Linked DNA regions of Homo sapiens: region 1 is linked to region 2. A link is a contact called in ENCODE Hi-C or POLR2A ChIA-PET data. All regions are on one chromosome and are shown on one strand. Each heading gives the region's core, a stretch centred on a gene start or an enhancer-like site at or near the end of the contact. The rest is flanking DNA. Distances are from core to core; before and after follow the strand shown. Region 1 overlaps POR (cytochrome p450 oxidoreductase). Region 2 overlaps GTF2IRD1 (GTF2I repeat domain containing 1).

Region 1 (5,185 bases), core at 2,333-4,832, 1.5 Mb before region 2:
GTCTGTGTATCCCTGCCATGAGCGCGACGCCTAGCACACGGCACAGGACGCCGTGTCTCCTCCTAGGGTGGCCAGCCCTGAGTTCTCTGTCCAGCACGAGGCTGGCAGGGGCGGACTAAGAGGCTGTTGAGGGCACTTCTCACTCCCTAGCCACCTCTGAGGTCTGACCTGGCATCAGCTGAAAAGCCAACCCCTATCTCTACTCAAAGGACAGATGCTTCCAGGGAAGTTCCATCTCCAACAAAGTGGATCTGAAGATTTGCTGAAGAAAAGGACAAGAGCAAACTCCAGTGCCCCGTGAGTGCCTGGCGGGTAACACAGGCCAGCCAGGTGGGGGCACGGGAGGCACTGCGCCAGGCACCGAGGGCATGAGACTAGAACGAGACAACCTGTGACTTCACAGGCCCAATCCTCCAGCCAGGGGAAGACAGCCTCCGAGGAGGATCCCAGCAAGATGGGAAGAGCCACGTGGCAGGGCGGACCTGGCTTTAAATCCTGGCTCTGACACTAGACAGGCACGGGACTGCACAGGCCCCGCCCCTCTCGTGCCCACACTATTATTAAAGAGCTGCATCTGGTTATTGCAGCCTCCCCAGTGCCTGACTGGGGAACTTGGTTAACACCCAGTAGAAAAAAGGGCATTCCCTGGAAGGCGGTCAGCCTGTGATTTCAAAGACATCCATGGCACAAGGTGGCATGTGCTAAGACCACATAGATGGATGGCACAGTTCACGCCACAGGGACGGATGGGACAGGACAGGTTCACGCCACAGGGCTTCAAAGGGAGCAGACGCTTATGGCTGAAGAAACCGGGAAAGGCCTCTTGGACGAGCTGGGCTGTCTTCTCAGGAATAGAAAACGGCCCCCTGGAGAGACAGCCCCACGGGAAGCGGGGTGCCAAGGGATGGCAACTTCCAAGCTCGGCTCCCATCCCAGAAGCCCGGCAAGTGGCGGGGGAGGAGGGCTTCCATGTGACCTCCTGACGCAGTTGGACAAAGCAGAATGCCAGGCTGGCTGGCCCTGGGAGTGGACAGGGGAGCCTCTGGGCTGGAACGTCAGAGTGGACAAGGTGTGCCAGCCTGCTCTGCCCCAAGGCTAGGGTTCACCCAGGAAGTGTGAGTGGTCCAGGGGGGAAAAGGGAACCCAAGGAGCTGGAGGCGGACCTGTGCCTCTAGGTCACCGGCGCAACACAGAACAATTCCTTCAAGTTCCTGCTGGTTAAACCCATCCTGCCGGGGAGGGTGCCAGGAAACTCCCTTCCCAACCCAAGGCCCTGCTGGGGGCTCCAAGAAGCAAAGTTCACGGGCTTAGCCCGAGAGGGCCCACACTGGACTGCTCTGAATGGGCTCCATTCCATCGGAGGACCTCAGACCTGGATTTGCATGGGGGACCTGATTATTTATAGGCAGAGAAGAGGGTGCATGAGGCCTTCCTGGTCTCCAGTCCAAATTCCTTCCTTTGGAAGCAGGGAAATGCAGCGTGCAAGTCCTGGACCAGAGGGGCCACCAGTGCCTAGGCCTGGCTGAGTCCCTCGCCAGAGACAGGGGCAGCAACCCTGGGAATGGCTGACCTTGCTGTTAACTCCAGGCAGCCGCATCTTCAGGCCTCCAGCAGGTCCCCGCCAGGAGGAAGTCTCCCACACTCGAGTGAGGGTGCAGGCGTCCCCTGGCCAAGGGGCATGAGGGCAGTCTGCCGCCAGGGACAGTGTCAGGAACTGACCTTCTCAGAGCGGGCTCCTCAGGTGGAGACGAGTACGTGCACCCCATGGCTTCTCACTCTCAGCTCCAGGACTTAAGGAAAAAGGAGGGTCACAGCTCTCTCCTGGACACCAGCAGGGGCCAGCAGATGGAAAGTTCGGCCCTGTGCATCCCCTGTTCCGTACTGGTGAGGAAGTTGCCTGGGCCCGTGGCCTCAAAGTGCTCCTGGACACCCCAAAGTCCTCTCGGAATTTCCCTGAGCTCCTGCCTGCGTCTGCCCCCATGAGCCCAAGAACTCTGCAACATCTGGAGCCCCAGCAGGCAGGACTCAGGATTCCAGAGTGAAGCCTCCCATGAGTCCCTGCACCGGGCACACACCCCTCCTCCCTCTGTATGGACCGAGGGAAGGAGAAAACCTTTCCAACCCCGACTCGGGTCTCCTTGGTAACTGTTTATATCAGAGCCCTTCTCCCCACGCCCTCCCCGTTTCCCATTAAAAAAAAAAAGGAAGTCATGTCTGCGGAACAAAGCTCTTCTAGGCTCTAGAAGACAGCCTGCAGGTTGCTATGGCAGGGCTGCACTCCATAAAGGAAGCCACACTGATCCCACTGCCAGGGCGCCACACAATCACATTAAATTAAGTCTGGTCCCTGTCTTCCCCCACACAAAAGAATTGCGGGCAAACAGAGCTTAAGACACTGGGTCCATGTCAGCGGGAAGCATCCTGTGTGCCATGAAAGACACACCTTCCCCTCCCATCAGGGCAGTTGGGGAAATGCCTGGCAAGGTGGGCTCCGTTTGCAGTGGTGATGTTCTGTCTTGGGGAGCACCCTTCTGAGGTTCCCGAGTGCAAACAGCCCATCCGAAAGCCCAAGGCTCGGCGGAGTGCAGTGGCTCACACCAGTACAGCACTTTGGGAGGCCGAGGTGGGTGGACGCCATAGCTCAGGAGTTTGAGGCCAGCCTGGGCAACATGGCGAAACAGCCTGTCTCTACCAAAAATACAAAAATTAGCCGGGTGTAGAGGTGTGCGTCTGTGATCCCAGCTACTTGGGAGGCTGAGGTAGGAGGATCACTTGAGCCTGAAGGCTGAGGTGAAGGTTGCAGTGAGCCAAGATTGTGCCACTGCACTCCAACCTGGTTGACAGAGTGAGACCCTGTCTCAAGAAAAAACAAACAAAACCAGAAAGCCCAAGGCTCCAGCCGTACAGAGGTGGCAGCTGTCCCAGGCCTGGAGCACACAGACCACGTGGCTCCAGAACGGAGCATGAAAGGTTCCAATTAAGGCTCTCCACGCCTAAATTGGGAGCAGGAGTCTTTCTGGGTTCAGGATCAGAAGTCAGCTGTAGTCCACTGCGTGGGGAAGATGAGGGAGGGCGGGAAAAGCACTGAGTCACTTGGACCGAGATGAACCGAGATGTGCGGTTCATTTTGTTCCCGTCACAGGCGACGCTGAGGAACATTTCTGGAAACTGCAAATCCGGTTGGATTTTCTGCAGCGGACTCGATTTCTCCTGAGACTGTCCCCTGCCCTTAGCAACACATGGGGAAGCTGCTTTGGACCAGCTCCCTTTCAGAACCTAGCGTCTACTGCCAAGTTCTCCAGGCTCCAGGGTCATGGGTGCCCACGGCGAGAGAAGGGGTGGCGGCTGAGGCACAGAGGCACGATGGCAGCAGAGCTGGGGGCAGCCTGCTCTGGCAGGACGGAGAGTGGGCTCTGCTAGGCGGACCCAGATTTCTTGACCTTCAGAGCCTTGTGGCATGGGGCTAATGGTTGGAAACGCCAGTCTTTGGTGAAAACAGAAAGTGGTTTGCTGGAGCTCAGACAGAAGCCAGCAGCTGTCTCTGCGGACAGGGACTCTGATGAACACGTGGGGAGGGCAGCTGCTGGAGACAGCTGGCTACAGGCAGGGGGAGGTGAAAGCAGGTGTGAGTGGCCACAGGTCAGAGACAAAACAGGCGAAGGGAATGACTTCTTACTGAGTGCCTACTGCATGCTGGCTAGCATTCAAGAAGCTTTCTATTTTATTTTGTTTAATCCTCACCACCCTGTGCAGTGCGCAAGGGTTTCTATCCACCTTGACAAGGCAGTGAGGCTCAGGGTGGGTGAAGCGGTAATTCAACTCCAGGCCTGTGAAAGCTCCAGGGCCCAGTGGCCCAGCACCCGGGGTTCCTGTCTGCTCCCCAAGCAAGGTGCACCTCCCCCGGCTTTACCCTGTCTGCAGTGCGCCCCGGGCACGTTCAGGCAGCACATCTCACAGCCCTTCCCAAGGATCCTGGGGCCGTGTCCTCAGGATGCTCTAAGGCTCTGGTGGGCTGCCGCTCCCTCATTCCCCCCGACCATGTCCTCCAGCACGTGTTCACATCAGGACTCCGTGAGCAAGTCTGTGAAGCTCAGAAAGCCTGCTGTGCTGTTCCACACACGCAAAAGCCTTGATGCTCTTCTGACGACCTCAGCAGTGACCCTGAGCCAGGGGGTGGCCAGGACTAGGGCTAATTTTCCGGAGACAGAGAAGAGAAACTCAGGGTTATTCAGCCCATCGGTGACAGAAAGAAAAGGCCATACCCTCAGACAGTAAGATCATCTGATCTGGCACAAAGTGGCTCTGCTATTGTGTGCAATCAAAGGGGATGGAAAGGAGGGGTGGGCTGGGGTGGCCATGACAAGAGCTAGGGGTCCGAGGGAGCAAAAGCGTGGTGCAGGAAGCCCCAGGCTGGAATCCCAGCTCTCATGTGCTAACGTCAGCCTTGACCAGGTCACTCACCCTCTCCTGGGATCAGCACTGCCATTTGTAAAATGGAGATAAGAACATCACCTCTGGTGGGTGATGAGGGTCCCAGAATTATGTTTTCAAAAGCACTGGCTTGGAGCCCTTTCTCTGATCCACTGACACCTGCATTTGCACTCGGCTCTCCATCTGTGCCGAGCGGCCCTGGTCAATTTCTGCTAGGCTGAGGCCAGCAGCCTCCTGGCCCATCTTCCTGCTTCCAAGTCAGCTCCCTCCACTCCAGCTCCAAATGGCGCTTCATGGGGCCACCGCTCTCCAGACACCGCCATCCTACACAGGCTTCCCCAGCTCCCTGTTAGCGTCATCCACATATGTCATTTTTTTAAATTGATTTTTTAGTTTTTCTAGAGACGGGGTTCGCTCCGTTGCCCAGGCTGGAGTGCAGTGGCGTGACCACAGCTCACTGCAGCCTCCAACTCCTGCCTCAGCCTCCCAAAGTGCTGCGATGACAGGTCCACACCACCATGCCCAGCTAATTTTTGAATTTATTTTTAAGTTTTTGTAGAGTCGATGTCTTGCTATGTTGCCCAAGCTGGCCTTGACCTCCTGGCTTCAAGTGATCCTCTCGCCTCAGCCTCCCAAGTAGCTGGTATTACAGGTGTAAGCCACCATGCTCAGCTAAGATACGTATATCAGAACATCACACTGTATACTTTGAACTTACATAATTTTAAATATATGTATAAAATTTTTATTTGTC
Region 2 (5,075 bases), core at 1,970-4,469:
TGCTGGGATTACAGGAATGAGCCACTGTGACCGGCCTAAATAAGATCTTAAGAGCAAACTTCAAACACTTTGGAAAACAACCTCTTAGCACTGAGAAGTATATGCTTAGCATCACAGCACTGAGCTAGATGGGCCCCTCATCTAACCACCTGCATGTCCATCTAGGGAAACCACGGCCCAGAGGCGTCAGACTGAACCCCAGATCTCTGCACACCCAACCCAGGCTCACAACATAATACAACTTGCTCTCCTGTGGGCTTAACAGCTACGCTGATTGCAAATTCTTTCCTATTCACCACAAAACATCCTTTAGGGAAATAAACTTTATTTCTTTGACGATGGGCAGTAATTCAGAGGTATCCGAATTTCAGCGCAAGACCTGATCTGTTTCCACGGTACATGTGTTTCCACTGACTCCTCCTGGGTGCCCCGTCTATTGGAAAAGGCATCAGACGTATGAGCAAACCACAAAGACACGCAACACCACGGTGGAATCTCGCAAGGATGATGAAAGAATCTGAGGTCACATGGTAGAATTCCATTTATGTAAGGTTCAAAAGGAGGCCACATTCTGAAGCCAGGAGATGGAACGGCGGTTATCGTGGTGGGTCAGGGAGAGTGGTAGTAACTGGAAGGGGGTGAGAGGGGCTTGTCAATGCTGTTTCTTGATCTGGGTGCTGGTTACCTGGGTAGTTTAGTGTGTGAACAGTTATCAAGGTGTTTCTCTTACAACAAATAACTTTGTTCTCAATGAAAAGTGTGCATAAGGCCAGAAACAGTGGCTCGCACCCGTAATCCCAGCACTTTGGGAGGCTGAGGCAGGAGGACCACTTGAGCCCAGAAATTTGAGACCAGCCTGGACAACACAGAGAGACCCTGACTCTACAAAAAATTTAAAATTTAGCCATGTGTGGTGGCACATGCCTGTCGTCCCAGCTACTCGGGAGGCTAAGGCAGGAGGATCACTTGATCCCATGAGGTTGAGGCTGCAGTGAGCCGAGATTGCATCACTGCACTCCAGCCTGGGATACAGAAGGAGGCCCGTCTCAAAAAAAAAAAAAAAAAAAAAAAGTTTTAGGAGACATCAGGTATTGGGACACCCAGTCAGATGACAGAAAAAAACAAACAAACAAACAGCAAAACTGTCCCTTTTTAATCCTGCCCTGCAACTACAGATGGTACAGTTCCGCCTAGAGGCAGGGCTCCACCTCCAGCCTCCTCTGGCCCCCTCACCCCATGCTGTCACTAGGGCAGGGGCTGCAAGAGCCAGCTGGGAATGTCACTGGAGACAAAACCCCACACCTGTGGTCGAGCTCTTCCCAGCCTAGCAGCCATGAGTTTCACACTAAATCCTGGCCCACCCCACAGAAGGGCCCTGGGTGCACACAGTCCTCCCAGCCAAGCGATTTGGTGACGCTGTGACGTGTTTCAGGAAGTTCAATTTTAACTCTGTTCCCACCCTTCGCTCCAGGACTTATAATTCTATAAATTAATCCTGAGTTAATTATCCCAAATGCAAAGATTTACATGCAAAGATGTTTCCCCAAAGCTTTCACTTGGTACATCCACAGATACACACACCCACATATAAACAAGGAGTAGGTGCAGGCAACCTGATGCCCAGCAGAGGCTGATTCCAACACTGGACAGGATGACCTCAGGGGCATACACAGTGCAGCCCGGGATGCAAACTCCAGACCGTGCATCTCAGGGTGGGATCCATGCCTGACTTTGCTTCCCTCTACTTTTCTGTATTTTCTAAGTCACCTAAGGTAAGTATTACTTTTACAATTTGGAAAGAAACAACAGAAACCTCATCCTTTAAAAACAAAAGCAGGCTGGGCGTGGTGGCTCACTCCTGTAATCCCAACACTCTGGGAGCCAGAGAAGCAGGAGGATTGCCTGAGGCCAAGAGTTTGAGACCAGCCTGGGCAACATCGCAAGACCCCATCTCTAACAAAAAATTTAAAATATGAGCCGGGCGTGGTGGCACGCGCCTGTCGTCACAGCTACTCAGAAAGCTGAGGTGGGAGGATGGCTTGAGCCCAGGAGTTCAAGAATGCATCGAACTGGGATTGCGCCACTGCACTCCAGCCTGGGCGATAGAGCAAGACCTCATTTCTAAAAAAATTTTCCTTTTAAATAAAAAATAGAGCAAAACAAAAAGCAAAACCAACCATCCAACACAGCTGCTCCACCCCATGACAGGAAAGTTGGCCCCAGGCGGGGGCAAAGGGGCAGTCCAGGAAGTACAGGGATTCATGCTGCCTTCCAAGGGGAAGTGAGGGAGCCGCCTGCCTCTTCCCTGGAGGGGCTGGGGGAAGCCGATCTGAGGCCTGGCCATGCGAAGCCCCATCTGCCCTTCATCTAGGCTTCTGGAAGGTAGGGCGTCCTTCCTCCACGTGGAGGACGGGATTTAGGAAAAGGGGCTGTCTCCTCTCAGCTCGGGCTGTGCATCAGGTACTAGGAGCACTCAAAGAGAGCCCCCAAACTCAGGTTTCTCCATTTCTCTCCCGTCCCCCGGGGCGGGCACGGAGGGACTCCGCCGCCGCCGGCAGTATGCGGGGTCCAGGCCGCCCCATGCCTGCTCTACCAGGAGGGGAGGCCAGGATCCGCCGGGCAGACGGCTCCGCGGTTCAGGTTTCCACCCTTGTTATTTAAAGCCTGAGCCTGGCTCCTGGCAGGCGGGCAGGGGCGGCCGCCTGCCTGCGTGACCAGGATGAGAAATCGCAGTCCTGACGCGGGCCTGCGTGCCTATGGCAACTGGCGTTGTGGCCTTGGAGACTAATCTCCGGGCTGTCAGCCGGCGGGGACTCTCCAGCAGGGCCACGGCTCCCTGCAAAGGCCCTTGGCTGGGGGATCGGACAAGGCTCTCTTCCAGTGGAGGAGGGGGCGCTTGCCCCTGCACTGGGGCCCCTGGCCAGGCTCACAGATCCACATGTTCCCACGGCCACAGCCTCCGTCACACACACACGTGGGGACAATCACAGGGGTGGGGACACAGCCACCAGCTCACAGGCACCAATACTCTCTCACACTGTGTCCCACACCGCACAGGGCCCAACAGCAGGTGCTCCTGCCCTTGAAGGATTCCCAGGCTGGCAGGGAAAATGACCAAAAAAATAGACTACTGGGAAAAAAAAAAAAGATTAAAACACAGTGCAAGGATTTGAGCTGAGTGATGGTTACATGAGTATACAAGTCGGGGGAAAATTCATCACACGGGATGCTTAAGATTTATGTACTTGGGCTGGGTGCGATGGCTCACGACTGTAATCCCAGCACTTAGGGAGGCCGAGGCGGGCAGATCACTTGAGGTCAGGAGTTTGAGACCAGCCTGGCCAACATGGCAAAACCCCGTCTCTACTAAAAATACAAAAATTAGCTGGGCATGGTGGACGCGCCTATAAGCCACTCAGGAGGCTGAGACAGGAGAATTGTTTGAACCCAGGATGGGGACGTTGCAATGAGCCAAGACCACGCCACTCCAGCCTAGATGACAGAGCAGGACTCTGTCTCCAAAAAAAAAAAAAAAAAAAAAAGATTCATGTACTCATGTACTTTACTGGAAGTAAATTATGCTTCAGTGAAAGATAAAAATAAGTGGCATGGAAGAAGCCCAGGACGGCGGGTGAGGCAGTCAGGGTGGGGCTTCCTGGAGGAGGTGACACCTGAGCTGCCGGGACCCTCCCAGGGGAGTTGGCGTTTGCAGGTGAGGAGGGGAGACAGGCACTGTGCCCAGGCCCTGCTCTTCTACAAGGGAGGCGCCTTCCCTGCCCCACCGCAGCACCCACCTCCCCTAGAAATAAATGCTGAATAAATAAAGACCTGTTTGAAGGAGTGCCAAATTACTGGCTGCCCAGGAAACCCAACCGCCAGCCTGGGCCGCCCACGTGTCCTGGTCGGGCCTGAGCGGGGCCAGAGGCTGTGGGAGTGGGTGGGTGGGTGGGGAACAAATCCAGCTCTGCATGGCTGGAGTGTGCAGGGCAGGGCAGGAAGTGGTGGGCAGAGACCAGCGTGGCCATTGGGGTGAGGCCAAGGATCTCGGAAGGTCAGCCTCGCTGCAGGGTGTGGGGCAGGGGTGAGACGTGGGCAGTGAGGGGGATCCCAGGAAGCTACGGCGGAGGAACTGTCGGGTCATGCTTGGAGTTGGGGAGCCAGGAGTTGCCAAGTCTCTGCGACAGCCCAGGCCAGAGACAGCCAGGCATGAAGCAGACAGCAGCAGGGGATGGAGGACGGGGCAGAGCTTTGGGACCAGGAGCTGGCGACGGGGGGTCCCAAGGGAGGCACCTGGAATGACCACCAGGTTTCTGATCCCAGGAGTTTGAGACCAGCCTGGGCAACATAGTGAGACCCCATCTCTATAATTTTTTTTTTTTTAATTAGCCTAGTGTGATAGCATGTGCCTGTAGTCCCAGCTACTCCAGAGGCTGGGGTGGGAGGGTTGCTTGGGCCCAGGAGGCAGAGGTTGCAGTGAGCCATGATCACGCTACTGCACTCCAGCCTGGACAATACAGCAAGACCCTATCTCAAAAAAAAAGGTGGGGCTGGTGGCTCATGCCTATAATCCCAGCACTTTGGGAGGCTGAGGTGGGTGGTTCAGTTGAGGCCAGGAGTTTGAGACCAGCCTGGCCAACATGGTGAAACCCCATCTCTACTAAAAGCATAAAAATTAGTTGGGCGTGGTGGCATGTGCCTGTAATCCCAGCTACTCAGGAGGATGAGGTGGGAGGATCGCTTGAGCCCAAGAGTTCTAGGCTACAGTGAGCTATGATCGCACCACTGCACTCCAGCCTGGGTGACAGAGCAAGACCCTGTCTCTAAACACACACACACACACACAATGCTCAAACTTTCCTCTCCCCACTGAGCAAAAGGGTGATGGTAATTCTACTGCTCTCAGCTCTGTGAGAGCCCCACGTGAGAATGTGTGAACAGGGCCTGGCGCTGGGCCTGGGGACACCAAGTGCCCGCTCACTTAACAGCAGTGATGACGGGGACGATTGCTCAAGCTGACATCACCCGCCGAGCTGCTGTCCACCCCTGACATCAGGTCCCGTGTTGCTCACAGTATA

The links. A loop is a pair of places that touch in the nucleus more often than their neighbours do. ChIA-PET counts read pairs that join two places held with the same protein, here RNA polymerase II (POLR2A).
Region 1: a loop to region 2 is called in a map of gastrocnemius medialis, with 3 times the contacts of the local background. The contact joins two enhancer-like sites. A Hi-C loop is called at or near these places in 1 of 168 maps with a recorded cell type or tissue (gastrocnemius medialis). POLR2A ChIA-PET finds 5 or more read pairs at or near these places in 2 of 52 experiments (HEK293 and activated CD4-positive, alpha-beta T cell).

What each region holds. Positions count from the first base shown.
Region 1 is chr7:75,964,663-75,969,847 of GRCh38, reverse strand. All of the region lies in intron 2 of POR (cytochrome p450 oxidoreductase), which reads right to left. Among named protein-coding and RNA genes, the nearest start is that of SNORA14A, 23 kb to the right of the region's middle. RefSeq lists an enhancer at 2,250-3,129. Within about 2 kb of position 3,582, at least 19 of the 41 ENCODE cell types and tissues checked have a DNase peak (open chromatin) inside an H3K27ac peak, as active enhancers do; they include gastrocnemius medialis, where a contact is called at or near this core.
Region 2 is chr7:74,478,220-74,483,294 of GRCh38, reverse strand. All of the region lies in intron 1 of GTF2IRD1 (GTF2I repeat domain containing 1), which reads right to left. Among named protein-coding and RNA genes, the nearest start is that of GTF2IRD1, 27 kb to the right of the region's middle. RefSeq lists enhancers at 2,747-2,796, 2,807-2,856, 2,907-2,956, 4,217-4,799, 4,800-5,075. Within about 2 kb of position 3,219, at least 29 of the 41 ENCODE cell types and tissues checked have a DNase peak (open chromatin) inside an H3K27ac peak, as active enhancers do; they include gastrocnemius medialis, where a contact is called at or near this core.